Regions from separate parts of the Mus musculus genome. Here region 2 is linked to region 1. A link is a loop called in an ENCODE intact Hi-C map of the cell type or tissue named here. Cell type or tissue: left cerebral cortex. All regions are shown on one strand. Each heading gives the region's core, and the rest is flanking DNA. Links, peaks and the distances in the headings are about the cores only.

The links. Peaks named below come from ENCODE experiments on the same cell type or tissue, not always from the same donor. Only the 100,000 strongest peaks of a DNase experiment are listed, where the experiment ranks them.
Region 2: it touches region 1 in a loop (1.9-fold over the local background); 2 of 42 quality-filtered maps call a loop at or near these places.

What each region holds. Positions count from the first base shown.
Region 1 is chr4:107,057,833-107,073,027 of GRCm38, forward strand. Mrpl37 (mitochondrial ribosomal protein L37) reads right to left here and starts at 9,034. Exons shown (of 7, transcript NM_025500.2): 1 at 8,618-9,034; 2 at 6,755-6,938; 3 at 6,553-6,668; 4 at 4,051-4,236; 5 at 2,651-2,808. The coding sequence starts at 8,963. Cyb5rl (cytochrome b5 reductase-like) reads left to right here and starts at 9,162. Exons shown (of 7, transcript NM_001346552.2): 1 at 9,162-9,213; 2 at 10,780-10,991; 3 at 13,038-13,186. The coding sequence starts at 10,791. In left cerebral cortex, for the core only: no CTCF peak of the experiment used is centred there; a DNase peak (open chromatin) is centred at 9,085; H3K4me3 peaks cover 1,798 bases; H3K27ac peaks cover 935 bases.
Region 2 is chr4:107,124,791-107,139,985 of GRCm38, forward strand. It overlaps Tceanc2 (transcription elongation factor A (SII) N-terminal and central domain containing 2), which reads right to left. Exons shown (of 5, transcript NM_025617.2): 5 at 9,372-15,009. The coding sequence ends at 14,821. Among named protein-coding and RNA genes, the nearest start is that of Cdcp2, 35 kb to the left of the region's middle. In left cerebral cortex, for the core only: no CTCF peak of the experiment used is centred there; a DNase peak (open chromatin) is centred at 5,920.

The DNA.
Region 1 (15,195 bases), core at 4,897-12,896:
CTCCAGAGATAACTCCTACAGCTCACTGGCGATTACTGGACAAGCCTTGACGTTCAGGCAGACGCGTTGGGAGGTTAATGGTGGGAATCCTTCAGCTCGCCACCTTACCTGATAAGAGTGATGGGCTATCAAAGGCTAGTCCAGAGGTTTACCCTCGGACCTATCATTCAGTTCTCACTCCATCTGACAGATGAGGAGACAGACTCAACATGGTAACCTGACTTGTCTCCAGTCACAGAGAACATGCTGCCATCAGTCTTGCTCTGGAGGCTCTGGCATCACTGGGTACTTCTGAAAGCCCTACTGCCTGCTCTGCAGTCAACCGAGTTTCACTTGCTTACTGCAACTTACAGTGGGCCGTTCCTGGGGGATGTCCTCCCGGCACGTCACGGCCAGGGCCTGTCTGATCTCATGGTAACAGTAATGACACAACAGTTACGAGAGCTCACCCAAATGCCCAGGTCCCCTGCCTGACCTTACTCACCGCTCTCATAAATACAAGTATATGCCTGCTTCTCAAAGAAGCTGAGGTTTGGAGAGGTTTGTTCAAGGGGTGGCCTGAGGCATGAGGAAGTCAGGCAATCCCACTGTTCCAGTCTGCACGTGGTAGCCCAGCATACCTGACGGGAGAACCTCTTCTCTTCTGTTTCTTGTCTGAGCAACCCTATGGCCCGCCTCTGTACACTTCGTACCAATGCAGCCTGCTACTGGCCTAAGAAGCAGAGCATTCATACTGCAAAAATGCTGATCTTAGCCCCTCCAGGGTTCACCTGACTTTAGGACTAGCTAATGGAAGTCCCAAGTGTGGGCCACACCAGGGCTGCTGGTCTTATAAATACCTGTTCTTAGCTGCATAAGAGATAAATAAAAAGTGAAGTACATCTAAGTGTTAGCCGAGATTCCATATTGACTCTTCTATCTCCCTCTACAGATCAATAAAACTGCAGGTAGTACATACATTTCTCAGCAATTTTACCTTTTACATGGGGGCTCTTCCCATAACTGCGCAACTGCACAGCCCCAGGACCGATTTGTACCTGGAGACGGTGGGGAGGCTGTTTCTCCTATCTATCTGGGTAGCAATTAGTCAGCACTGCTGGGCAGGCCCTTCTGGCAACAGCTGGCAGACTGCACTGAGCCTGTGGGCTGGGACGTGGGAAGTGGTTGCTTCCTTCCTCCGCCTAAACTGAGGGCAGCACATCCTTTTGAAGCCATAGGAATCACAGATCAATCTCTGCTTTCTTACTCATGAGCCGTGGGCTCATGGGTGATTTACCTAAGGTTACAGAGTTCAGGAAGTATATAGGAGAAAGAGCCAGTTGCCCACCACCCCTCCCACATCAAGATCTAAGAAGGCCACACGAGGAACCACAGCTGCCAACTTTTCTGGTTCTGTTTCTTACCATGATGGGGACTCTGGGGGCTCTCACATGCTGGAAGGGTACTCTACCACTGAACTATACCTCCAACTCACACAGGAGCATAAATCAGCCTCACACTTTAGTGTGGGGTTTCCATACTAAGCTTGCATGAACTTCACTGGAGGGCTTCTTAAAGACTGACTGACTGACTGACTGACTGCCTGCTGAGTCCCACCTCAGAGCCTCTGATTCTGTGGGTCTGGAAAGCCCGTGTCCCTCAAGCTCCCCCATGAGGTCCTGATACCCCTCCAGAACTCTAGTTTAAGAATCACTGACATCAACAGCTTGTTAATATCTGGGATGTGTCAGGTGATCACTATAGGACAGTTAATCTACTCCCCACTCATGCAACCAACGAAACGCAGCCCCGCCAATACCCAGAGCAGGCAGGGTGGGTGCAATCTGAATGCCCTCACTCTCAGGAGTACTTTGGGCCTTAGGTTCTAATTGGGACCTGAGAGAACAGCAGGAGCTCTCAGAAACGTGCCTGTGTTTCCACCCCGGTACCCCAACCAGGCTTTTTCCCCATTTTGAGACAGTTCTCTATGACAACCTCTCACCCTCCAATCTACACCAGCTAGGTCTTGGGACTTCAACTTAATATTAAAGACTACAACCAAGTGGTATCTTGGGTCCCTGAGCTGAGGGTGCTCTGCTTGGGCTATCTGCAAGGCTTCACTTCCTAAGCCTCCCGAGAGTGCTGTGTGCTCCAGTTCTGACCCTGCAGAGCACACTGGCCCTGCAGAGCACACTGGTATATGGCCCTGCAGAGCACACTGGTATATGGCCCTGCAGAGCCCACTGGTATATGGCCCTGCAGAGCCCACTGGTATATGGCCCTGCAGAGCCCACTGGTATATGGCCCTGCAGAGCACACTGGTATGTGGAGCCCAGGCAACCACAGGCTTATGAGTAGGCTGTCCCTTGTTCCTGTCCTTTCCCCATGCTTCCTGCTGGAAAATGCAGGATGAAGTGATTATTCCCTGTCATCCTCTGGCATACTGGAAAGGGGAGATCTAAATGACACCTAGAGAGCCACTGTGTCTGGACAGAGCACCAGCCCCAGGACAGGTCAGCAGGTTGCTACAAGTTAAGCAGAAGTACATATTCCTACAATTCCTTAGTCAAAACCACAGTCAGTTTCCCCATGCCATTCTTCCTGGAAGTAGTCTTTATAGCAGGAGGCCAACTGGAGAGAAAGTAGTTTCATTTCTTCTCCACACACATACCCCATAGAGGAGCCTGGCCTGGGCCAGGGCATTTGCGAAAGCAAACAGGAGCATCTTAGCCCTTAGTTGTTCTGGAAGAAAGCGTTGTGGCCGTAAATTGGCCTTTTCCAGGAAATACAAGGTGTGGGGATGGGGGTAAGGATAGCCCTCCTGGAACCCTGCAAGAGAACAGACAGAAGAGTGAGGAGACATAGAACACAACCAGGCTCACAGATGTCGGGATGGCTACTGAGGAGCTCAGGCAGAAGCCAGAGGTGGCTGGAAAACCCAGAATGCTTTCAATGTTACTATCTGGCTAATCCCAGACGATGCTTGCCAACCTGCAGCAGGTACTTCCTACACACATCCTAACTCCATCCATTTGTGATTATCTAAGCGCACATGACAGTGATACTAAAACATGGAGAGCCATGGCTGCTACGAAGGCAGAAGGCAGTACTCTATCAGGAACAAAGGACTTGGCAACTTCAGACAAGACTGAGTGTTCACTGTCATGTCATGATCCTATTCTGAGTGGCTATGAATAAATCTCTGGTGAGCTGGGAGCTTCTAGAGTAGGTGCCTGGAATGGGTGAGTGTGGTGAGGAAGGAGAAGCCGCTGGGGACATGGGCTCTGAAAATCACAGAAAGGAGAGCCCAGGCTTCCCTGCACACCATGATCCTTGAGGCTGCTCCACTCAGAAGCCTGTGTGCACTGAGCTCTAGACAGGAAGTGAGGGGAGCGCAAGTGGAGGCCATAGCTGCCTGTGAGGTGCTCACAATGTAGAGGGGAAGATCAATCACATCCAAGCAGAGATGCGGCAAGGCAGTGTGACTCAGGGACCGACCGTGAGAAGATAAAGGAAAAGGCCCTGATTGATACTGAAGTCTGTCATTTCTGGGAGGAAGCAATTCCTAACGTGAAGTGCAAATGATTAAGAGTTAGGAAGCAGGCTAGAGAGATGGCTGAGCGGTTAAGAGCACTGGCTGTTCTTCCCGAGGTCCTGAGTTCAAATCCCAGCAACCACATGGTGGCTCACAACCATCTGTAATGGGATCTGATGCCCTCTTCTGGTGTGTCTGAAGACAGCTACAGTGTACTCATATAAATAAAATAAATAAATCTTAAAAAAAAAGAAAGAAAAGAGAGAAAGAAAGGAAGGGAGAGAGAGTGAGACAGAGAGACAGAGAGAGAAAGAAGCTCACCAAGATGCCAAGCCTTCTTTTAAAAAAAAAATTAAAAAAAAAAAAAAGAGGAAGCACAGGCTGCCACACAGATTCTAGAAGGTAATGCATTTGTATTATCAACCCCCAGGGCTGTTAAGTTTATCTTTCTCTAAAAAAAAAAAAAAAAAAAACGGAAGGAATAAAAACATATCCCTTTCTCCACACTGCTTAAAATCCAAAGCTTTGCTCCGTACCTGTGTCATCTTTCACTTCATAAACGTGGCATTCTTGAAGATCGATGGTAGGAGATATGGGATAGAAGGTTTCAAGAACATGACTTCTGGTAGCTTCAACCTCCTCCCTGGAGGCAATGACGGGCAGGGGATCCTTGGCACTCAGTATGGTACTACTAGTACCTCGGACCTGAAGGAGAAGAGACTCTAAAATAGGGAAAAAGAGATTAGTCTAACTGGGTCTTTGTACAGCTCTCAGAGTAAGAAGCCTTCACTACACACAAACCTTGAGTCCAGTCTGTTATAGGTTCTCTGGGTGACCAACCTGGTCACAGAGCACACACATGGCATTGGGACAATAATTCTGAGCCCCCAAGAGATGAGGAACTATCATATTCTTTTCTTGGGGTGCTCTTCTGATAAATCTCAAGGCTCCTGACTCCTGGGCATCTTTCATCTTCCATCAACTCCAAGCCAGGGATCCAAAAATAAGCCAGAATTAACCTTTCCTCTCGAGGAGCCCTTTAGGCAGCAAGTGTTGCTATGGGAAGCACAAGCCATATTCAGACACAGCCCTCTGCGAAGCCCGGAGCGCCTCCTGAAGGAAGCAACTCCTTAAGCCTGGGCAGTTGAAGCACCTAGGAGGCAGAGGCAAGCAGATCTCAGCGAGTTCAAGGCCCGTCAGGCTGCACAGTGAGAGTGCTACAAAACAACCGCCAAGGGTATCTGAAGTAGGAGCAGGTGGACCAGCTCACTCTCCATCACCGGGCTGGACTGTACATGTACGTGTTCAGCAGCAGCCTGGCCTCTGGCCACTAGAAAGTCCACCTCCATCCTCACTCGTGCCATCTGGGTCCATGATCAAAGCTGGCTTCAGACACTGCCAAACGCCTCACTGTTTCTGGTGAGGGCAGGAGCCTGCCAGGCACTGAAAATGAAGACTAGCACGCAAGAGCATGGAGGCACAAACCAGGGTGAGCTGAACATGCCACAGAGAGCAAGAGGCAGAGAAGGAGACGTGCCGTGAGCAGGGGCAGAGGAGATTCTTCAAACCCAGGCAAAGACCCAAACTCTTCTTAACAACGGAGCGAGAAAAGCCAGGCGGATCACAGAGCCTGGGGGAAGTTGGATTAACATGTATTCTACAGGTGGTCAGAGGAACACACACAGCTAACTAATCACTGAATTGTGGATATGTGAGTATGTGGAAATGTCACCTGTACTGTTCCCATGGGGAAGCCACATGCCACTACCAGACGAAATGTGTTTGGAGAGACTGTTGTCAGCACCCTGAGTGGCTCTGAGTGGCAACTGCCCTCTGCAGGTGCCTGGGTTTCAGAAAGAGTCAAAGCTCGGTGTAAAGGTGATAGATTAGGGCTGTTGTAAGATTAGAAAATGGTTTGGTCGATGGCATGTCATTTAATTAGCATGCAGTCTCCCAAGATATGTAAAAAAAATGAATGTTACATCTGCAGACAGATAAATTCTGCAGTAATTGCACCTCAAGATTAGTTTCCTAAGGCACTTCCTGTTTCCTTACACAAATGCCTGGACCTCTCCTAACCTTGGGTTTTAGATTCTCCCCACAGATCACTGTAGTGTGGTTTCTAATTCAATTCCCTCCACATCTCTCCTCCAGTGACAGTGCAAAATGGGGCAGTTTAATTAGAGGTAATACTTGACAATGGGCCAACAAGTACTCTCCATTAATGAGGTGCACTAATTTCCTTAGCGGTGCCATTACCTCTGCCAGGCTGACTGCTTGCCAGAAGTCCATATGCAGAGGGGGAGATGAGAAAACCGACTAAACTGATATCCCAAGTCCCACATATTCCACCGCGGGGTTCCCTGCTCCCTAATTCTATCAGTTAGACTCCTGGACTGACACTGCTGTCTGAAACGCCAGCAGGCACTGCCAAGCACACAGCATGTGCAGATAGGAAAGCTAGATACCAAAAAGCTCTACGGGACAAACTTAGTGATCTGGGGAGGGGGTTGGCAGAACAGGTGACACAGCTAGGGCTAGGTGGAGGCCACAGCACAGAGGGCCTGTTGTCCCATGACAAGTGACAGTGCTGGGTGATTTGCTCTGTGCATACGTGGCCCTGGAGGGTGCAGGAGTAGGAAAGGGAAGCAAAGCTACAGATTTGGTGAGGGAGAGACCAGTGTGCCCCACCATGTCCCCGGCTGTGGCATTTACACACTCCCGCATGCTCTGGGGACTCAACAGACACAGTCAGCCATCACTGGTGGAATAAAGTCTTAGAAGCAGGTAAAAACAGAAACGAGAAAGTTGGGCCTGGTGGTGCAGACTGGAGGATCACAAGTCTGAGGCCAGCCTGTGCTATGCAGTGAAGGGTATTTCTGAAGGAAGGGTGCTTCTGAACCCAAAGAGCATGTAGCAGGATGAGAGGGATGGGACCTGGTGGTGGGGCTGACAGTAAGAGAGATTAAGACACACAAATAAAAAAGCAACAACAACAAAAAGCCCAGCAAGGCCTTCTGGTATATAGGGTGACCTACCGCGGTTCCAGGTGGTGGCTAAGGTGCAGTTTTGGGCAGAGGTCCGCCTGGCTAGAGAAGGGTGCTTGAGAATCTGGGATTTACACAGCTGTATGAGGCTGTCCACAATGAGTGGGCTTGGAGGAAAGAAGAGATATTTGGAGACTTAAAGCAACATATAACTCCCAACACTCCTCAGTTATCTTATCTGGAGGAAACTTACCAGTAAGTCTCTCTCTTGGGGATGTCCTCAGTGGAGTGCCAAAGCCGGGCATGGGAGATGATATCCAAAACACGCTGTTCTTGGTTCTCTATGTGATTAGCTGGATCATCAACAAGACTAAGCACTTTCTTGGGGAGGCCTTCTATTAACTTGGTCTTAGTAAGCCAGAGAGCCTGCTTCATCCCTGTGGGACAACCAAAAGAAGAGAGAGAGAGAGAGAGGAGAGGGGAGGGGAGGGCTCAGGAAGAGATGTTTATGCCTGTCAGGGAGCACCAGAGAAAAGGCTGCCTCAAGGGACTCTGGTTTTGTTTTTGAGATATCTGAAAACCGAAACTTCCAGGTGGTAAGAGCAGAATACGGGGAATGAGTGCTTAAAAACAGGAGGAGTTCAAACCATGCTCAAGACAGCTGAGTTCCCTGCTGACTCCCCACAGAGAAATCAAAGCTGTGAGACTAGTTCAGTGGATACCAGCCCTTCAAATAAAATCCCAGCTCTGTGATGTTTTTCTGCTAGCAATCTCAAGCCATGTTTTATGGCTCTCTAGCACCTAACAAAATATAAAGTATTTAGAGCTGCCATTTACTGAATGTCACCTCCTGTGCCATGAACTTACCTACAAGTTAGATGGGATTCTGACATGAAGGGGGAAACTTGGACAGACTGAGTTTGCTTCAAGTTGCCTATCTTTAAGGTAATACAGGTAAGAGGAGAACCTGAGACTGTCTACCATAAAGTCCACAGTCTCTCTATAACCCCAGTCTGCTTCTCAGGGCCATATCTCACAAGGGTTTATTGGGATTTTATAAGACCTCTCTGTACATTGAGAAAGTGTAGGATAGAAAATACATTTTCAGACTGGTTCAATGAATGCAATCTTAACTTCTGATCTTTTTTCCTAAAGCACGGTTTCTCTGTGTAGCCCTGGCTATCCTGGAACTCACTCAGTAGACCAGGCTGACTTGAACTCACAGAGATCTTCCTGCTTCTGCCTCCTGAGGGCTGGGATTAAAGGCATGCACCACCATCTCCAGGTGCAATCCTAACTTCTGAAACACATCCATCCACTAGGCATTCGTTGTCAGGGTAATGCAAAGGGGTCGTGTCTGTGAGATCCTTCACAGCACCTCCTGAGTTCACAGAAAATGGTTAATGGCCAAAAATATCAGCTTGCAGGCATAGAAGTGGGCCTTTTAGGAGGCTGGCCTATGGCTATCGATTTTTCCAAACTTATGACTGATTCTCTTAATTTGGCTCCAAACCTTGTTGGGTCTCTGTATTTCCTAGTTATCCTTTGGAATCTCTGCTCCCACAGACTTCAGTTGTTTTTGGTTTTAGGATCTTCCCTATCCTCATCCTGATCCTGAGAGGGTTCAACTCTGGAAAACAGTTCCTGACACTCCTCTTAAGAAACAGAATGACTTTGAGACATTGATGTATCTCCCCCGCCTCCCCACAGGGTTTCTCTGTGTAGCCCTGACTGTCTTCGAACTCATTCACTCTGTAGATTAGGCTGGCCTCCAACTCAGGAAAAGGCTCAAGACATTCTGACCTGTTATTAAGTGGGTAGACTTTTGGGTGCAAATCCTTTCTTTGAAAACATATCCCAGGCCTATTTTAACAAAAGACACCCCCAGAAAAGGAGCGTTGTAGACCTGCTTTATTATCACCTCTCCACGCATGGAGACAAATCCCCTCCTCTCTGCACACATTCTCCATTGCTCCCTTTCACAAACACCTTGATCTGACAACTCTTGGAAGCCGGGTGTTACTCTATTCTACTTCCAGAGGAAGAAACTTCCCCAGGCTCGGGGTCACTGCTGAGCCTGGGACAGCGTCTCCTCCCGTTTGTCCTGAGACCTCACCCTCCAGGAGTCGGCAACGCTGGTGGAAGATGTAGCAGGGTTCTTCCTTGTACAGAGTCTGTTCGTGGATCGGGGCGGCACGGTGGAAGCGTGGGTCATTCCAGCCGCGCTCCCACGGCGGGAAGATCGGCCTCGCCAGCCACGGGACGAAGTGCTTCTTGCCCTCGTAGGTAATGGGCTCCAGACCGGGGATCTCGTACACCCTGTCCAGGGGGCGAGGCTCGGGCTTCCGCGTGGAGCGCACGCCCCACTCATACGCCCCACGTTTCGGAGTCCCGTAACCTCCGAGGCCGAGCCTTCCAGAGCCAGCGAGTGCCCGCAGAGCGGGCCCGGACGCCAAGGCCATACCGACTCCGTTTCTACAAAACCTCTACCTGGACGCCGCCATCTTTGCCCGTGCAGGGACTGCTGGGAGCCAAAGGGGCGGAGCGCAATGACGGGTTTTTGCGAATGACAGACACTTCACCCAATCACAATTAGAATATGCTTGCTTTGTCCCCGCCCCTCAGGCAGTTCCCATCCTTATTGGTGGAACCTGGAAGGTGCTCTTTGCTTGGGGTTTCTGAAGTGCCACACGTGAAGAAACTTGCTGGTAGGTAGGTGAGCGCGGTGGTGGAGCTCGCGGCCGGCGCGGAGGAGCGTAGGGACCTCAGATCTGTACTTTGCACGCCTTTGACCCTTAGGCATTTAGAACGTGAGAGGGCCCGGTCTCCTCGCTGTAAAATTAGGAGTTAAAATGCCTTAGCGGGTCCGACGCCTCATGAGTTCTGGAACTGCCATCCTTTCCGCCCTTCTCAGCGTTGCCCACACTTTCCTGGCTGCGGCTTCCCAGAGCCTGCGAGTGGCCCGGGTACCTCTTTCTATGCCAGCTTGGCGGCCGACTGCTGGCACTGCGGCTCGCCCGGCGCCGAACGCGAGTTACTTTTGCTCTGCTGCTGCTAAGTTTTCCGATTCCCGGAGGCGGGTCCAGTGCACTGGCTTCTGGCAGGCTCGCTGCGGGGGTCAGAGTGAGGACTGTGCTAAGTAAGCATCGGGTGGGCATAGGTTGAGGGACCACCGAGTGAGTACATGAGTGCACGACGTGAACGGTGGCAACACACACATGCTTCCTGTCCCTTAGGTCTTTTCTCTTGTTTGACCACTGTCAGAGTTGCATTGTTTAGTGACCGGCCCGTGAACTCTCCCTGGCTTCTAGAGCAGTTGCGTGACACACACTTTAGGTTAACAAATGAATACATAGTAGAACAAATAAGGTGCTTGGTAATGACAAGGGGAACACTTGAGAAGGTCTCTGAGAGGAGATGACCTTTCAGCCAAGGCCTGAAGAGTAGGGATAAGCATCCAGGGCGAGGCTGCAACAGGGATTGTGCCTCCCAGATGGGAAGGAACTTCATCTTTAAAATTGTGCATGAAGTGGCCACCTTGTCTACCAGTTTCCAAAACGACTGAGACAATAGGACTATTTAACCCCCATGAATGCAAAAGAGGCAGAGGACAATATGACTAACACTCAGACTACCCAGCAGTTTACAGTTAAAGCATTTTCATTTGTCTTAGTACATCTCCTTCCCAAATGCTAAGAGTAATTGCCATAAAGAGAGGCACCATTCACTCAGTTATCTGATGCACAGTACAGATGGAGTGACTGGATGAGTATAACACCGTGCTAGGTCTTAACAAGGACAGGGACCGTGTCCTGTGCCTTCTGCCTTACAACACCAAATCCTGTACCCAGCTCCCGGACTATAGAGGGAACGAACACTCACCAGGCCATGGGAGCTTCCTGTATGCCAGGTGTTTGGCAGAATACAGAAAGAGTGAGACACCAACTTCATTCTCACTGGTGGCCCAGCCTCAGAAACACACCAAAGTCAAAGAGCTCCTGCACAGTAGGAGAGGCCTTCTGAATCCAAATTCCCCGCCTCTGCTTAGATTTACACACACACAAAACCCCAATAGTTATAAGCAGTAAGCATGCCCCCAAATGACAGCAGATCCTCTGGTTAAGCCATCCCTGTCCCTATAGCCTGGTGGGCCTTGGGGAGAGTGTGAGAGAGAGAACAGAGTACAACCCCCACATCTTCTTTCTCCCAGGCGGACAGCAAAGAGAGGCCTGGCTTATTCACTTGTGTCCTCCCCCCTCCCACCCCCTATTGCCCAAGCCCCACTGACAATGGCTGAGACGGAGGAGGAGGAGGATTCTGAGGCTTGGCTGCGGTTGAAGCCTGTGGAGCCCTTGCCCTCCCAGTGCTGCGGCAGTGGCTGCTCGCCCTGTGTTTTTGACCTCTACTACCGAGACCTGGAAAGATGGGAAACAGCCCGAGCCAGAAATGACAGGAGCCTGCTGAGTGGGAAGCAACCACCTGAGAGCCAGGTGAGGAGTCCAGAGTGGCCATATCTATCTGGCCCTGCCCCGCCCTGCCCTGCTCAGTGCCCCTGCTATGGGAAGCCTTCCCTGACTAGTCAGTGGTGAGAAAGAAGTCCTTATAATGGAAGCAAATAGATCCAAGGACCTGAAATCAGCCTGTTAGCTATGTGGATATAGTCTAAGTCCCTTAACCTTGTGCCTTTATTTTGCCATCTATAAAATGGACCAAGTTATTTGTAATGTTTAACGCCAAACCTAATGATTATTTCACTCAACAGATATCCATTGAATACCTGTTATACACCAGGCCCTATAAGCCAATGAGGATTTGTGAGTGAGCAAGGCATAGTCCTTGCCCTCAAAAGAGCACACTAACTTGGTACGATACAGACAGGTAAATAGGGCGTGTTGCTGTTACTCTGGAGCCCAATGGCTTTCTCTTCCCTTTCTAAGCCTTCGTTCATTTTACAGTAGTTCTGTTCAGTATGTAGTGGCTCTGTAATCACCTGTGGTAACAGAAAATTACGCGGTATTACAAAATTTGGTAAGTCTTACAAAACAGCTCTTTTTTTCTCTCTCTCTCTCTTTGGATTTTCAAGATAGGATTTCTCTGTATAGCCCCGGCTATCTTGGAACTCCCCTCTGTAGGCTGGCCTCAAACTTAGAAATCCACCTGCCTCTGCCTTCTGAGTGCTGGGATTAAAGGTGTGCGACACCGCCACGCAAAACAGCATATTTCAATCTAATAATTTTATCTTTTAAATTGTAATGAAGTAATAATAATTTACTAATTTCCCTAGTAATTTACATTTTGGAAATGCATACACAAAATTGGGTGTGGTGGCGTACTCTTTTAATCCCAGCACTTAGAAGCTAGAGGCCGGAGAATCAAAGACTCAAAGCCAACCTTGGCCAACTAGGAGTGAGGTCAGTCTGAGCTACATGAGACCCTGTCTCAGAGGCAGGGGGTGAGGAGACAACAGGCAAGCAGGCAAGCTGGGTGGTAGCCGTGGTATTCAGAGAAGGCTTCCCATAGAAGACACAGGGAGGGCTTGGGATGTTAGGGGCAATGAGCATGAATTTGAGTCCCTGCTCACGGTTGACTGTTAGATTTCCACTAGGGACTTCTCAGGCCATGCTCACCTGCTGCAGCCTTTCTCTCTCTACCCTCACAGCTTCTGTGATGGCTGTCAGGTGTCAGGCAGGCTCCATACTGTGACTGTCTGTGACTCTAATTCTCACATCCCCAAAGGAAGTTTACTGAGGATCCTAATCAGGGCTACATATTATGGACGCAGGTTAACTGAGGGATGGACCTTTCTCCCTTCTCCTGCCTCCTGGGAATCAGACAACCTGACTGCCACTGGGTATCATGGCCTACTCATCAGCTACAAGACCTGAGACCTCCCTTTTCTCTCTGAAGCCTGTAAGAGGAACCCCCACTTAGCTTCATGAGCCTGAGCCTTCTTTGGAACTCCCGCCATAATATCTGCCTCTGCTGTTAATAACTCTGTTCTCAGAAGGACAGTCTACCCCAGCATTCCTCCTGAAATCCAAAACCTGAGACGTTTCAGGCCTCAGCGTCCCCATATGTGATACAAGGATGTTAGACTGGATCGTCTCTAAGGCGCCCTCAGTTTTTCAACTCTCTAGCTCTGGAACTGACTAGATCTGAAGGATGAGCAGGTGTTTTGTACAGGGGATACACTATGAACAATAAAGACCTTGAGGTAGGTGTGCAATGACAGGTGGCTTTGGGAGGGGGAATGAAAGCCTAAGGTCTGGTCTCTGGCAAATAAAATGAAGCTTGTAGTTGTCTGCTGCACCCTCGAATGTAGGCTAAGGAGCCTGGGCTTGGTCCTACAGTTGTGGGGAGCTACAGAAAGCTTACAAGAAGAGTAAACTCCATGTACTATGTATGCTGTAGATCAAGAGGAAGCCAGGGCCAACTCTCTGTCACATCAGGAGATGACGCTCATCGAAATCAGGGAAAGGAGCTAGGAGTGTGTTCCTTGGGTCTGACTCTTGAGGTCAAATCTTTTCCTCTTATAGAGCTGTTCTGCCAAGCTGAGTCCAGAGACTTTCCTGGCCTTCCACATCAGCACCATGGAGAAGGTCACCAAGGACACCTATCTTGTCCGGTTTACACTACCCGGGAACAGTCGGCTCGGCCTGCGTCCTGGACAGCACCTCATCCTACGGTACATGCAGGTAGTGGGAGGACCGATGTCTGCCGCCCTGCTTTGCCATTGACCAGCTGAGTAGCTGGGGGGCTTACTTGGCCTTTCTTAAGCCCTTGTTTGCCTGCTTCAGGGTGGACACAGCAGCATAAGATTCAGGGCCCTGGGTGTGGAGCTCAGTGATGTTTTTTGTGATATATAATGACACCAGCACTTTGATAGCACTTACTAGCCAAGGCATAGTTCTGTCTATTCACATTCATGAACTCATTTAACCTTCACAAAGTCCCCAGAGGACGCTAAAGTTAGAGAGTTTCAGGAACTTGCTAATACAGGAAATATTGGATCAGGATTTGAAAGCAAGCAGTCTGTCTCTGGAGCCATTGTAATTAGCATCTGATGATAGAAAGGACACTAAGAGTAAAGAACTCGAACATATAAAAGGTAGAGGCAAGAGAATTAGAAGTTTAGGGTCAGGCTGCAGAGATGGCTCAGTGGTTAAGCACACTGACTGCTCTTCCAGAGGTTCGGAGTTCAACTCCAGCAACCACATCGTGGCTTACATCCATCTGTAATGGGATCTGATGCCCTCTTCTGGTGTGTCTGAAGACAACGACAGTGTACTCACATAAAATAAATAAATCTTTAAAAAACAAACAAACAAAAAAAAAGTTTAGGGTCAGCCTTGACTATATCTCAAGTTTGAGGCTATTCTGGGCTCTATATCTTATCTCAAAAACAGAAATGATATAATAAAAGAGGAAACAAGCAAGCAAACAGAAAAGTTTCCCCGTCTCACACAGCCACCAAGACACGGGATCCAGATTGCAGCCTAGACAGCCTGGCTGCTGAAGTACACTAGTGTCCTTTCCTCTGCGCTTCCTTCTGACCTGTGTGTCCCCAGCATGAACATCCCCACCTGTCCTGGGAGAGCATCTTTCAGGCAGGCAGGGGTGCGTATGTGAGGCTCTCCAGAGAGATGAGTACTGCAGACATGGATCTGAACGATACCACACACCCAGACAGCATTCAGGAGCATAGTCATATGTGGGAAGGAAAATGGGCATAGGGCTGAACCCTAAGACACCTGGAGCTTATGGGGTTGGCAAGAAGAAAAGAAACCAACCAACAAAACAAAACACAAAACCCACAAGGCGTGGCCTGAAGACGAGGCAGGAGGGGACTGGAAAGAGCTTACTGCTGGTCAGACTGACCGCTTGCTTTCAGGTGCTCTGGCCTGTGACCTGGCTGGTAATCCTTGAAGTTAGCCATTCCAGCTGTCAGGAGCAGCCACAATGCAGGTTATAATGCTCTGCAGCTCTCCACCCATAAATTGGAGTTACCAGTACGCCCCACCTGTAGGCTGACTCCCCACCATCCTCTCTACCACCCAGTGACATTCCTGATACACGTGACCGTGTCACTCAGTAAGACAGATTCTGGTGCTCCTCGTTGCATCAGTACCTGACTCCAGCAGACTTCTGAGTTCACAGATGAGCATGCTCACGCTCTCTGAGACACAGCAGGCTTTCCCTGCTTCAGTAAGTGGTGTCACGCTCTCTGCTTCTGAGTCATGTTTGTTCCACTCTTGCTTTCTGCATGTACTTCATAAGCATTTCCTACATTCTGTCTAGGGCCTCTGCATGCGATGCATGTGGACAGGGCCTTTCAGTCTTCGTAGACACACTTCGTAGAGCAGACTGTTGTACTCACAATAAAACCAGAGAGTGGAGTTCTCAGTGTGCCTGCGAAGCTGTCAGGATTTTTGTTATTGTTTGGGTGTCGGGTTTTGAGTTTGTCTTTTATTGTGGTTTGTTTGTTTTTACACGGTCTTTATGTACTTCAGGCCAGCTTCAAACTCATGTTTTTCTGCCTCAGCCTCCCAAGTGCTGGGACTACGGGGTGCACCACCATGAGTAACTGCCTGAGATACTTTGGGGAGCAGAACTAAACTTGGATTTGGAGCCATGGGCCAGATGCTTGCTATGCAAGGGCTTTCCTTGTCTACACACTGCAGTCTGCATTTACAA
Region 2 (15,195 bases), core at 2,891-10,890, 65 kb after region 1:
CTGATTTAGTGGGTCTCTGGTGAAAACCAAAGGTCCTCTTTGCTGTACCAAGTGATGCCTTTGACACAGGAGAGACCCACTGGTTCTGTTGCTTCCCCCTGGAGCCTGAGTATCCTTGGCTTTGGAGAGAAGCTCATAGGTTCTGCCCTGGAGATGATAAACTTCGAGGCTCAGATGAACAAGCCAAGACATAAGGAACTTCTGATAGCCAGCTGGACTCCCTGCTTGCCAGGAAAGGAAATCCCACCAGAAGTGGCACTGACCAAGGTCACATGGTTAATGTGAAGGTAACATTAGGCAGATCCCAAGCAATCTCTGCCTTTCTCTCTACTCCTTCAGTCCATAGAGATTCTTCTCGTATCTCATCTTTCAGGTGTCAGGAAAACGTGTTGGGGTTAAAGGCTGGCAGTTCCTGCTCCATCCTTTAGGGCGTGCCATTTCTCAGCATTCTGATCTAACATCTTCCATGTGCCAACCCTGCCATTCTCCCTGGAGACTTTCTATGGCTCTCAGAGCCCTGTGCACACAGGAAAGATACCGGGGAGCTGGCATCTATCCTCCTGCAGTAGGCCCTAGGCAATGACTGGTGGATGCATGGCCTGACTTCCTCACCATCTGGCAGGGACAGCTTTGAGGTGTGTTCTGTGCTATGACCCAGAATTCCTCTGTGAGGCTGAGCCCGACTGGTCATGCAGAAACTGTCTGGAGGGTATTCCCTTTGCTGGTCTCTCGCGTCCATAACGAGCCTAGTCACTTCTCATATAAGCCACTTGTTTCAAAGCCTCATGCCATGTTGTATTAACTGGGGACAGTGATGGCTGTGTGCACCAAGCACCTATTATCTGCCAGGTGATGTGTCCATGTGACCTTGTTCGATCACCTTCCCAGTGGTCATCATCACCTCAATGTCACTGTCACATAGGATGTCCAGATTCAGAGAGGGGAGGTGACTTGACTGAGCGGTCACTGATAAGCATTTGTCACAACAGGGAGGCTCCACTCTCTGTGTCTCCCTAGGACTTAAGAGTCAAGGCACCCAACCTAGTTCCTGTGGCTCCTGGAGAAGAGGACGTGGTTTGGGATCCCGGGAGATGCCCATGGTTTTCCTGTGGCAGCCAATGGAGGCAGCAGCATGCACCACCCTCCAGCCTTGTTGACTGACGATCCAGTAAGGATAACTTAACATCTACAATAGCAGGGCCATTTTGAGGCTCTCCTGGAGACTCAGGAGACCTCTGAGGAGAGAAAGTTCCTACCTAGGAGCAGCAACAGGATTCCATTTTGCAGTCACAGATGGCCGAAGCTGCAACTTCGTGTTTCGGGCTGTGCCAAAACATTGCTAGTGTGTTAGGGGGACAGAGCACAGTCTTTGTCGGCAGAAGCACGGGATTTTACTTTCCACTTCAGTCTCAAAGCATGGTCCGAAGCAGACATTCTTGCCGTATAAAGAAGCCTGTGTTGGTAATATTGAAGTCATAATTCATGGGCAGTTCAGCAGTTACCCTCGATGGCACCAAGTCCCACATTTCTGGGCAGAAGCTCTAAAAGTGCCCCTCCACTCCCCTGTTTGACCTCAGTTTCCTCAAATGTGACAAGGGAGTCGGCCAAACACAGAGTCATAGCCCTGTGACCTTGTTCTCTCTGGGGGTCCCAGGTTTGACAGGACCTGTGGCTTTCCCTTGGGTCTACTTGGCAAATCCTGGCAGGTCCCTGCCCCAGAGTACAGATCTGTAATTGAGCCTTCAGGACCGTGGTGACAGGCTCAGCTGTAAATCCCAGTTGGAAAGCCGCTGGAGAGATAGATTATCCAGGCTCTTCCTGAGATTGGGGACAGCCTGTGTCGGGAACTCACGTGGGGAGCTGACAAAGGCGTTCCCTGGGGTTGAGACACTCAGTGGAGGGCTCCGATCGACAATGCTTGTCAATACAGAGATGGCATGAGGTCAGCCTGCCGGGCCCAATGCAGATGCTGGCTGGAGGCGGGCATCACTGAATGAAAGTTTTGCCTATTGCACTCTGGGCTCTGGCTTAGTGTCCTCCAGTCATGGCTTTCCTTCCAGAAGGTGTTCTTAGGAGAGGGCTGAGAGAGAATCTCTATAGACAGGTTAAGAGCGAAGATGGTGGAGCTGGGCGTGGTGGTGTGCCTGTAATCCGGGCACTTGGAATTGGCAGGATGACGACGAGACGACTTTGACATAAAGGCTTTCAGGTTTGCCTGGGCTTTTTTTTTTTTTTTTTGCAGGCTGGTGTGTGGTGGGAGGGACAGACGTGAACAGATGGGAGGGGAGCATGGGGCCAGCTGCTTTCCTAAGGGCTGAGTGATTTACTCTGGGCATTAAAAACAATTTGACACAGCCGGGCTTTGCTACGAACCACAGGCCTTGCTTGCTTCACTCAATGGGCCCCGAACCTGTTGAGTTAGGCAGAATGATGTCCCTCCACGCTCACAGACACCATGACCCCCAAGAATCCTGGGGAGGGAAGGAGAGGGGAGGGAAGAGCCACAGAGCTGCTGTCTCCACACTGGGCTGCACCACTCTGTTCACTCTGGTCTCCTGTGGGCAGCCATGGGAATAAAGGGAAAACACAGGGGCGTTAGGGCCCAGCAGACAGGGTCTGTGTCTCAGCACCTTGTGGTCTCAGGGAAACAACTTCCTGTCTAGTTTCTGCCTTTGTAATACAACATACGTCAAAGGACTTTGAAAGGATTAACTGAGATACTGTAACTCTGACTCTGCAGTGTATACAAAAAGCTCCTTGTGTCTGGGTTGGGGACACAAGAGTGCAGAGACGGGAAGGAGGGAAAGACTGGGAGGGGGATAAGGGGGAGGGAGGGAGGGAAATCGTATCTTTTTGTAGTCTTTAAGACATGTAAGGAGTTTTTTTGGTTTATGTTTATTTTTGTTTTTGTTGAGACAGGGTTTCTCTGTGTAGCCCTGGCTGTCCTGGAACTCACTCTGTAGAGCAGGCTGGCCTCGAATTTACAAAAATCTGCCTGCCTCTGCCTCTTGAGGGCTGGGAATTAAAGGCTGACTGTAGGGAGTTCTTTATTCTGATAAATTAGTAAAATTGCAGAAACCAAGATAAGGTATAATAAGTTCTTCCTAACACTTGACCAGGACAGAAGTTTAGCCTTTTTTTTTTTTTTTTTTTTTTAAATACATTGTATAAACTGTTCAGAGCTGTGTCTTCTGTGGAAGGGACTCTTCAGAAAAGCTGACTGCTGCTCCTGACAGCTGGAGAGAGCACAGAGGACTCGGGCCAGCTCCACTTTGCTCCTAATGACTGGGATAAGCAGCCAGACCAAGCTGGCTTTGCAGAAGATGAAGGCTGCCCAAGGGTGCGAAGGGTGCTACAGTCAGTCCCATAGCCAGCCTTCTCTGCAGCCTCCTGCTGGGTCACCTTGGGCAAGTCACTCTGTTTGGAGCCATCAGTTTTTCTTGTCTCAAACAAGGATAATGCCCCTTGTTTTGCTGGGCTTTGGCCTGGTGCGGGACAGATGGACAGAGAGTTAGTGAGGCCAATCAGGAGGTCAAGGTGCAACCCTTCCCAGTCGGCCCTATGCTGTCTCTGCAGCCGCACCTAAGCCGAGAGCTGGACTAACCAGTTGTCAGAGGGCTGTGGGCTGTGGCAGAGGACAAAAGCTGAGTGTAACTAAAGGAGCTTTGCCTTATCCACTTGCCCCAGGGTGCTTATGCTAATCCCATTCCCACCAAAGCCACACGGACTAACGAAGCTGCTTCCACTCCCGGCTCCACGCCATCTGTCAGCAGACCGGCTGGCTCCTCCAGGACAGCCTGGGTCTGAAACCTTGTGAGCCACCTGGAGGCGGGCTGGGCCACCAGGGTTTCACGGGGACTTCATTCATTGCAGTGGGCTCTGCTGAGCCACACGGGGCTGAGTCACTGGTGATCTGGGGAAGAGAGAGAGATGCTCAAGGTTTCTTCTCTCTCTCTCTCTCTCTCTCTCTCTCTCTCTCTCTCTCTCTCTCTTACACACACACACACACACACACACACACACCACACACCCATACAATAAGGACAAATAACTTTCTCTGGGGAGTTCAGTGGCATTACGCGTCCTAGGACAGAAAATGAAGCCAGGGCTGAGGAAGGCTATGGACTGGGCCCAGCCTGGCTTCCTAATCCACACATTCGCTGCAGATGTGCGGCACCCTGATCTGTACAAGAGTCTGCTGTAACACAGAAGAGATTCAGACAGTTCCCACCTGGGAGAGCTTCACACTGGGGCGGAAGAGCAGGCAAAGGCTTGGGGTGCTGCCAGCACTGTCATCAGCCCCTGGTCTATTACTAGGAGTTTTCTTTCTTTTTTGTTTTTGTTTTGGTTTTGTTTTGTTTTGTTTTCGAGACAGGGTTTCTCTGTATAGCCCTGGCTGTCCTGGAACTCACTTTGTAGACCAGGCTGGCCTCGAACTCAGAAATCTGCCTGCCTCTGCCTCCCGAGTGCTGGGACTAAAGGTGTGCGCCACCACGCCCGGCTCAACTGTCTAATTTTTGACACAAGACTCCCACTGAACCTTCAGCTCATTGATTCAGCTACACTGGCTGCCTAGTGAGCCCTTGGGGTCCCCCTCCCCCGATTCCCCAGTGTCGAGATTAGAAGGACAGGGCTTTAAAAACAAAACAAACCAACCAAACAAACAAACAAGCCTAGGGATGCCAGGATCTGAACTAATGCCCTTATGCTTGTGTGGCAAGCACTTGACTAGTGACCGAACCATCCCCCCTCACTGTTGACTTAAGTGACAGAATAGATTTCCCTGGAGACTGGGTCTGTGATCGAGGTGTTGGCAGGGCCTCCTGAGGCCTCTCTCTGCTTTGCACACAGCCATGTCCTTGCTGTGGTTTCCACAAGGTCTCTGTGCAGTTTGCATCCCCGGGCCTCTTTCTGTAACAGCAGCGTCATACTGGAGCAGCGCATTTGTGTAAGGCCTCAGTCCGCCCTGATCACCCCTTCCCAGGACTTTTTCAAACGTGGTCAATTCTGAAGCACAGAGAGGTGGGACTAACATGTAACTTTAGGGGGACACTATCCGTTTACAGACATGTGGTAAGACAGTGGGCAGACGGTGAGAGGTCCGAGAAGGGCACTGAGTAGGGCAGTGGGCCTTTGGTCCAGCCACTGGAGAAAAGGGTGAGGAAGAGGAGGAGAGCTAACTCCCCCTGGAATGCCCCCTGGAATGCCCCCCGGAATGCCCAGGAATGAGGAAGGGATACTTGCTGGGGTTGAGATGGGAAACAAATGTAGACTGTGTTCATAGGATGTTCTCGAGGGCTTGCAGCTCAGAGGCCACTTTCCAGCATAAATAAAGAAGACAGCCATTAAGGATGTAAGCTCTCTTTCAGGCGATGAGATGCCCAGACATTTAGAAATGCATAAATACCAGCCCCTTCTGTACCCTAGACCAGTAGTTCTTCTGCACGTTGTCATGACCCCTAACCATAAAATTATTTTGTTGCTGCTTCAGAACTGTAATTTTGCTAGTTATAAATCATAATGTAAATATCTGATATACAGGATATCGGATGCTCGACCTCCGGAAGAGGTCACAACCCACAGGTTCAGAACCGCTGCTCTAGAACGTTTCATCAAGTTGCCTCTCCAGTTAGGGAATCGAGGCCTGAGAGTTGGGCTTGTCTGAGGTCGCTGGGTAAGTAACAGAGTGCCTGTGAGCAGTCTTCTCAAGGGGCGTCACAGGAGCTGGGGAGAAGCCTGCGCACAGCTTAGCCTGCATGGTCACTGAAGAGTATGGGCTACATGAGCTAGTGAGCTTAGCTCCGCTGTGAAAAACAAGTAGACTGGATCACAGCCCGATGTGCAGAACAACTAGGACTCCATGATGATTCGACTAGATACCGTGGGGGAGGGGCAGGTCTTCCTCAGAGGAGACTCAGGCGTGAGAAGCAGCTGCGGGGGCGCTCCAGGATGTGGGTTGCGCCCACCTCTGTTCCCTGGCTCGGGAAAGCAATGTGGCTTTAGGGACTTGCCCCTAAGTCAGAGAGGGAAACAGTCCCCAGGGAACTCTCCTCAGACAGAGAGGCTCCCACCAGCAGGGATGCTGTGTGCTTGCTCCTGGTGGGCTGGGACTTCATTGTGCTGCTATTCTTGCCCTCAATGATCCCAGCCTAGCAAGGAGCAAATTCTCATACAAACCAGACTGAGGGGCCGTCTGCAAAGCACCCAGCTAATGTTGCCAAAGCCTGGAAAGGCTGTGGGGACAAGAAAAGATGGAAACTGCCCCAGAGCAAAGACGGCTGCCGAGGCACGAAGACTGAGTGCAGAGGACCCTGGTCCAAATCCTGGATTAGAGAGGGAACATTAACAACCATAGTAATGCACCAATAGTGGCCTCGTCATCGTCATCGTCATCGTGACAAATGTCCTACCTGGAGGATACTGACTGAGATGCTCAGTGGGAGAACGTGTTTACCACCAAGCCCCATGATCTGAGGTGACCCCTCAGATTCACTTGGTGGGAGGAGAGATCTGACTACTGAAAGTTGCCCTTTGGGTTGGTGAGATGGCTCAGTGGGTCAGAGCACTGACTGCTCTTCCAAAGGTCCTGAGTTCAAATCCCAGCAACCATATGGTGGTTCACTAACATGAGATCTGACGCCCTCTTCTGGTGTGTCTACAGTGTACTTACATGTAATAATAAATAAATCTTTAAAAAAAAGTTGTCTTCTGACCTACACACACACACACACAAATTTCATTCATTCATTTGTATATTTATTCATTTATTGTGTGCATTGGTGTTTACCTGCATATATCTGCGTGAGCGTGCCAGACCCCCTGGGACTGGAATTACAGTTTTGAGCTGCCAATGTGGGTGCTGGGAATTGAACCAGGGTCTTATGAAGAGCAGGTTAGCTCTTTTAATCGCTGAGCCAACTTTCCAGCTCATGGTTTGTTTGTGTTTGTTTGTTTGTTTGTTTGTTTGTTTTGAGACAGGGTTTCTCTGTATAGCCCTGGCTGTCCTGGAACTCACTTTGTAGACCAGGCTGGCCTCGAACTCAAAAATCCGCCTGCCTCTGCCTCCTAAGTGCTGGGATTAAAGGCGTGCACCACCACCGCCTGGCCAGCTCATGTTTTTTTAATATTAACTTTTTTTTTTTTTTTCCGAGACAGGGTTTCTCTGTTTAGCCCTGGCTGTCCTAAAATTTGCTTTGTAGACAGACTGGCCTCAAACTCACAGGGATTCATGTGCCTCCGACTCTCAAGTACTGGGATTAAAGACATGTACCCACCACCACCCAAGTATATTCTTTCTAGGGAGTTGTTTGTACACAGGGATAAATATTTCCTAGAGCAAGGGTTAGCAGAGTAAGGCCTATCCCCAAATGCAGCCCAGCTCTTGTTTCTGTAAATAAGGCTGTTAGACACAGCTACATACATTTATGCATTCTCTATGGCTGCCTTGGTACCTTAGCAGCAGAGGAGAAACAGAGCGTAAAAGATTTACTACTAGTCCCCTAAATTTTTTTCCGACCCCTTTTCTAGAGTTGCTACTAGGTCCGGTTCTCTGAGAGTGGACTCAGACAGCAGCACACAGGAAGTTCCAGGGGTTGCTCTCAGAATTCAGGAGGGGCTGCCGTTGGGCCTCAGTCAGTCCTGTGACTCGTGCCTCAGGGTCCTCTGCAAGCACTTCAGGTCTGCATGACTTACACGGGGGTGTGAGCTACAGATTATCAGCCCTGAAGTTATCAGAGCCCGTAACCTCGAATCCTGCTCAGGCCATGGCCTCTTAACATTTTAGGACTTATTTTTATCCCCCCCACTCTCCCCTCTCTTCCCTCCTCCCTCTCCCCCCGCCCCCCAGTACATGTCTGTGTGTTTGTGTGTCTGTGTGAATCCGTGCCATGTGTGTGCTGGTGCTCACTGAGGTCCAGAGAGGATGTTGAATCCCCTGGGGCTGAGTTAACAGGTGTCTTGAGGTATCTGATATAAGTGCTGGGACTAGAACTCTGGTCCTCTGGAAGAGCAGCGAATGTTCTTATCAGCTGAGCCATCTCTCAGGCCCCTGCCTACTTTATTAACTGGGGAAGGTGTATCAAGAGGCCAATTCAATCAACTGGGTACCAAAGATGTCGCTTCCTTCCTGCTGTCTGAGCTTTGCATCAGGGCCAAGTGTAATTGACATCTTTGGCATATAGTAATATAGGAAACCGGATGGTCTGTGCTCAGGTGATCTGTCTCCACCAGAATTCTTGACCAGTTGGAAGATGTTTTTTGTTTTGTTTTGAGAGATCTACATAGCCCCGACTGTCCTAGAACCACTATGTAGACCAGGCTGGGCTCCAACTCCGAGAGATCTGTCTGCTCTGCCTGCTGAGTGCTGGGATTGAAGGCGTGTGCCAGCACCGTTGGTCATCCTTGGCGGTAAATGGAGTGGTCTTGCTTTGGATCCCCAGGGGCTACATTGTAGCTTTCCTGTGGGGTCTTGTATACCCTGTAGGTCATTTTTTTACTCTGCCAACCATCTCAGATAACACAGGTTCTACCAGCTCAGAAGGCGCACTCAGCACGGCAGCTTGCAATAGAGTCTGCACCTGCTTGTAAGCCCTTTTCTGTTCTGGACCCTATAATACCTGGTAGCTTTGTGTCAGCCAAACCTGGCGAGGCTTACTGGCCTGGGATTATTTTCTTAATACTAGGAGTATTAAGTACCGGTGGCTGTCAAGACCCTGAATCCTCACAGAGTTCCCTATTCTCTGCAGTGCGTGCTTCCGATATACCAGTGTTTTGCTTATCTGACCCAGTTAGCTGAGGTCTTGCATCTACTGGGTCAGCATGTTGTCTAGGTGGAACAGGTCATTGCAAACTTGTATTATGAGAGGGCTGAGGGCAGGCTGGTAAATGTATACCGATAAACGCATACTGATAAACGTTGACTGTGGGGTGAACTGTTTGTCTTCCTTTCCACAGCCCAGTGGCTACATACCTGGTACCCGAAAACATGCTGATGTGCACATCTGGCCCAGATACAGATGCAGATGCTGACAGAACTACCATTAAGTTTTGCTGTTGTTGTCTGGGATTCCTCTGCTTTGGCAGCAGCTAGAGCTGTGGCTTAGAGATGAGGTGACCTCCAGGCCTCCAGCCCTTAAGCCTCTAAGGATGGCATCCATCAGTGTTCACTGGCAGGGCTGAGCATCTGCTAGAAGTTTTGTTGGCTGGGCCACGTGAGATGGTCCAGCAGGTAGAGGTGCTTGCTGCCTAGTCTGACACCCTGAGATCCACCCGTAGCGTTGGTAGGACAGAATCGCCTCCCCTAGGTCGTCCTCTGACCTCCACCCGCACATTGTGGCATGCATTTCCCAATAAATAGATATAAAAATATTTTTGTTGGCTATTTTATTGCCTTTTCTTTGAATTCCCATAAATCACAATCAAATGCCTTTAAAAGAAATGGTCTGTTTAGGACCAGAGAGACGGCTGAGTATGGTAAAGGCAGTTGCCTCCGAGCTCAACGGCCTGTTTAATCACTGGTACCTACACAGTAGAAGGAGGGAACCGACTCTTGCAAGTTGTCCTCTGGCCTCCACACGTAAACCACAGCATGCACCACCCACACTCCAAATCTGAGTGATTTAAACAACTTTTAAAAGGACATCAGTTTATCATCTTTCTTTATCAGACGGTGAACTTGAGGCTAGAGTCGGTTGTATTTATCCCATGACCTCTGTACCTAGCACATAAGAATTCAGCACCAAATGAATGATTCTGACAAGATAGGAAAACAGCATTGCTTTGGACATCATGGTCCTGTTGGACCTGGAGACCAATCTAGCCTATAGATAATCCTGACAGCAACTATATCGTTTGGGGGGAATTTAAAAGGAAACACCATGTCAAGCTAGCTCTCCTCTGAAGCTTGTGTCCCCTGTTCCCTGTGTCCCCTGCACCAGTGGCAGCTCCCCAGCCTTGTTTCCCTGCATAGGCTGATGCTTTCTGATCGCAGTAATGAGCGGTAACAACTGGACCCTCGTCCCACGTGGGTGGAAACACATTGCCTATCTCAGGGTGAAGCTCGGAGGCCTGAGGCGGCCAGGGAAGAAAACCAAGGTTGACAGCTCCCAGTTTAAGAACCTGATATTCTATAAATGAAAAAAGACCAGCTGCCTGTCCCATCACCATTGAATGCGGTAAGTGAGTTATCTAAGCCTTCTGTTATTTATCAAACCCGGAACTCCTAATGATATCTGTTTGGGCAACTCTAAACTTCATTTGTCAAAAAAAAAAAAAAAAAAAAAAAAGTCTTCAATTTGCTGAATCTGAAGTTGGTGAGGTTTTTTTTTTTTTTTTTTTTTTTTTCCCCCTCTCTAGGCCCTAAATTGTAGAGTGTTTTTCAAAGGTTGTTTCTCTTTATCTATTTCCAGAAGAACCATTTTATCTTGACTGCCTCCCTTAAAACCTTCTCTGGTCACCTATACCTGAGGGCCAATTGGCTAACGCATTCAGGACTCCTGAGACATGTTTTTGCACACACCTCTCCTCTGTCCCTGCACTATATCCAGTGATCCACTGCGCAGAGCGGGGCTTCCTCACGCTGCCGAGACCCCTGGCCATGCTTCCAGCCTTGCTGTGGAGATGAACCTTCTGGGACCCTTTCCTCCTCTGAGTAGCTATTCACTCGCTTCCCCACCTCCTCAACATGTAAAACAAATGTCTACAGTAAACACCCGACAGGCCACATTGTAATTATTTACTTACCGGTCCTCCCTGGACTAAGAGCCCCTCAAGTGGAAATTCTATCTCGTTCGTTACTATCCCTAGTGCCACTCTAGTCCTTGGCATACAGAAGACACACAACATTTATTTGTTGACTGAATGAATGAAAATAAGGAGACTTAGTCCCTACCCAAAGGACCAGGACTTAAGACTTCAATTTAAGCACTGGAAAAGGATCAATAAGCTCTGGAGTGGATTCTAATGGTATGGTTCCTCTAGCAACTGAACACATGTATTAGACAGAGAACACCCAGCCTTACAGGAGCAACCCTTTCATTTCTAACCATCTGGAGCCTGCAAGTACTTCTCAGCAGGAGGGCAGGCAACCAGACCAGAGCTGGCTGCAGCTTCCTCCTTTCCATGGGCTCACAGCAGCTCCAGTAGCACCCGTGGAAATTCTGTTCATGCATCAAGGAGAAAACGGCCACCAAGAACGCAGCTGCTTTCCTTATCGCCAAGACATCTTACCCTCCAGCTGACACCGATGACATCTTTTGGGTAGCAAGCAATTTGTTCTTAACTCACTCTGGACCCCTAAGTTAGGAGAACTCCTGGGTCGCTTATGAAGAAGGCCTTCTCTTCCCCCTCTCTCCTTCCCCTCGTCTCCTCCCTAGAGCCAGGTATCACCAACTTGACCAATCCAAATGCTTTAGAAACTGCCTGTTGCAGGATATTTGATCACACTGTGAGATTGCTATTTGCTGAAAAAACAGAAACAAAACCAAAAACCTGTTTCTAGTTGTGATGTGGCTCAGCCCTTAGCACACACCATTAATCCCAAACAATGAAGGCTGGAGTTAGTTTGTAGAAGGAAGCATGTATGTTTGAAAGTGGCATCTAATTGAGTGATAAAATGATGAATCAGAGAAAGGTTTGACAGAATAGGATCTGCCCAACTCTCATAAGAAGAGAGAGGAAAGGGAGGCTACTTAAGAGAGCAGTACAGAGAGAGAGAGGTGGAGGAGGGAGGGGGAGGGAGAGAGGAGACAGTCTGGGAGAGTTTTACAGAGACAGGTTGCAGAAAGAACAAGCTAGACACAGGAGAAGACAGAATGAGGCAGAGAATGAGAAGGAGCCAGAAGATTAGAACAGATGCTAAAGTTAGTATGAGGCCAAGCAGAGCAATTCAGGAGAGGCCGTGAGAAAAGTCAGATTGAACCAGTTAGCATGGAGAGGAGTTTGACCCCGAACAGCTAAGTTGAATCAGCCAGCCAAGTCTCAGAACAAGAAAGGGTGAGCTTATTCAGCAGTAAGTCTCAGAAGCGAAAACATTTTAGGCCTAGATTAGATTGTCAGAGGCTAGAAGTGTCCAGGACAGGTGTAGATTAGCAGACAGAGGCAGTAAGCCTCAGAGAGGACAATTACAACAGGAACATGAAAGTCACACTTCACACTTGCCCGACATGCTGTCTCCCGGACAGCTAGACCTGTCACTTGTCCCTCTACTTCTGCGGCTTTCCACAGTTTGCCTTCTCTGCTGAGTAAGCACCTCAACCATGCAGGTATCCCTTCCTCCAGGAAGCATCCCTGATTTAATTAGACCCGCTCCTCTTTTCTCACTGCGGGTTGCTCAATTATACAGTCAACAGCTATGGACACCTAACTGGCACCGGGCTCTGTTCCTGGTACTGGAGACTCAGAAGGGAGGAAAACTCAAACACTACTTCCAGGAACTGGAAGCTCTCCAAGTGGGGAGAAAGAGTAGAGACACAAAGCAGCAAATAAGATTTAACTTAAAAGCCTCCCAGCATTTAAGGGGCTGAGGCAGGGGCAGCTCAAGTTTCAGGCCTGTGTGGGCTGCGTGGCAAGACCACCTCACAACAGTCATGCGAAATAACTGCGAAGAGTGGTCAGCGAAGACAGGGAAATAAGGCAAAGGCTCTTTGTTCTGCGGCACTGGGGATCTAACAAACTCAGGGCCTCGTGTAAGCGAGGCAAGCGCTCTCCTGTGAGCTATGTTCTCAGACCTAGACCAGGTTAAAGTGCTACAGAATATTTGTAAGGAAGAGAAACTGTACTTATGGTTATCTGCGGGGCAATGGACCGACCGTGCCAGGAAATTTGATAAGGTTGTGTGGATTCGGAAGCCCGGCACCTCATACCAGAGGACAGTAAGTGCTTCACCTGTTCCCCTGTCATGTGACCACGACACCCCATGGAGAGGATTGGTCATGTAGGTGCAGCATCCCAAGTCCTTCCACGTGCAGATGAGGCATCCCTAACATCTCAGACCAAGCCAATAGAAAGCATCTGCTGTCAGACCCTTAATCCACCCCAAAATGTATATTACATAAGACCCTACCCAGAAGGCATAACACAGCGGTGTAAGAATTACTCCAAGGGTCTTCTGAGAGCTGCTGTCATACAAGAGCTGCTGTAACACTTCCTGCTGGAAGCTTCCCGGGCCCACTGTGGTCACTTCCCACTCAGTGGTCCCTGACAAGGTCCCCACTCCCTGCGCCCGCCCTCCCCGACCCCATGTGGTTGAGCTTCTGCTCCCTGCATGAGCAACAGTGGCCCTCCCTTCTCGAGCCAGCAACCTGCCCCCTCTCCCCCTCCCCCCCACCCTGGGGTAGCAAAAGCAACACTCCTGGACAGATCCAGCTAGGCAGGAGAAATGAGCAGGGGTGAAGAACTACAAGCCCCCTATCACTCATCTCAGACCAGGGAACACTTGCAATGCAGACAGCATCCTCCCTGACCCTTCCATCCTTGCTTTGCAAACAATCCCTTTCCCTTTCCTTCCCACATTCTCTCCCTCTCTCTGCTTCCACACACCAGTTTACAGTCTTCCTCCAGCCTTGCTATCTTTTTCAGGTTCTGTGTATGTGTTTGCGTGTGTTTTGGGACAGGATCTTACTATGTAGCCCTGGCTATCTTGGAACTCACTATGTAGAACAGGCTGGTCTGCCTCTGCTTCCAAAGTGCTAGGATAAAAGGTGTGTGCCACCAACCTGGCCTCCCTCCAGTTCTCATCCCACCATGAACTTTACCAGCTGCCTCCTTTCTACCCCATTTACTCTGTCCACGCTCTTTCCCTTTTCCTGCTCCAACCTCCTCTTTCCTCCCCTCCTCCCCGCCCCCACCCCCCTTTTGGAGACAGAGTCTTGTTATATAGCTCCAACTGGTTTGGTACTTGCTACATAGCCCAAAGTGGCCTCAAACGCATAGCAATCCTTCTGTCTCAGACCCCTGAGTGCTGGGATTACAGGCAGGAGCCATCATGCTCAGTTCTGTAGTATGCTTCATGGGGGAAACTATGCCTCTTGTTTTAGTACATCTCAGTTTATTATTACTTTTTAAAGAGCAAGTACCATTTACATAATCATCCAAGCAGACACATGTAGATGTATTTCATTGAAAATCTTCACGTATGCATTTTTCTTCTTACAGCAGTAAGTCACTGCAAGAGAAATTTCATTATGCATCTTCAACAGAGGCTGTATTCAAATGAACCCCGAGGTGCAGGGAGGCTTCAGGCCAGCTCCTCATTAGAGGCCTCAGCATGGGGGCTCAGGAGCCCCTCCCCGAAGGTCTTCCAGGGAGAGCTGAAAGGCTCAGATAAGTGAGCGGTGGCAAGCAGGGCTGGTCGCAGGCTCCAGTGGGCTCACCCCTGGGGTAGAGCAAAGAGAGCAGACGGGAGTTCTGAGAGGCTTCGGAGCTGTCTAAACTCAGGGGGCTGGAACCGCGTGAGGAGCAGCGGTAATTGAGTTTCAGTTACCTGCAGGGTGGCGAAATAAAGTGGTAACTTCATCTGCTGACATGGGGGAGTTTAGAGGTGTCCTTGGCAAGCTCACAGTGAAACCTGTCACCCTTCCATTGTGCTGGGTGATGGTGACTGGATGGCACTTCCCAGTGACAGCCCCGTTCATCCCGTCAGGCAGCGCCAGCGCAAGGCAGCTAATGAAGCCGCCCCCACAGGCCTATCTCCCAGGGCTCCCCACGTTCTGTCTGAAGGAATGGCACCATGGGAATATCCAGCACAGCCAACATCCGCATCACCCAAACTCAAAAGAGGCTTTGAATGGTGGCGCGAGGCCCGGTGCTGGGCCCGTCCCCGGGTCACTTTTTGTGGGTCTGTACAAACGTGCCGACCGGCAGCGCTCCGCTCTTCACCTGCTCCCGGATCTCAGCTCGGTGCTTTAATGTGAAGACCAGAGCGCGTACCGTCCTCCGGTAGGGCCCGTTAATGAGCCGGGAGCAGAGATGAAACGTTTCCCGCTCAATATTTTCAACCAGTAGGTGATCCATCTGAAAAACAGCAAAATTATCAAATTAGGGCCTTGCGTTGCATAAGGATTAAAGCAAGAGAGGCTGGCGCTCTCTGCTCTGGGGCTTCCATTAATCAACTGAAATTCAAGGACATCTACTTCCTGTCACAAGAGAAACAGGAAGAGCAAATTAATTCCACCCTGGCAATTAAGGAACAAGGCCATG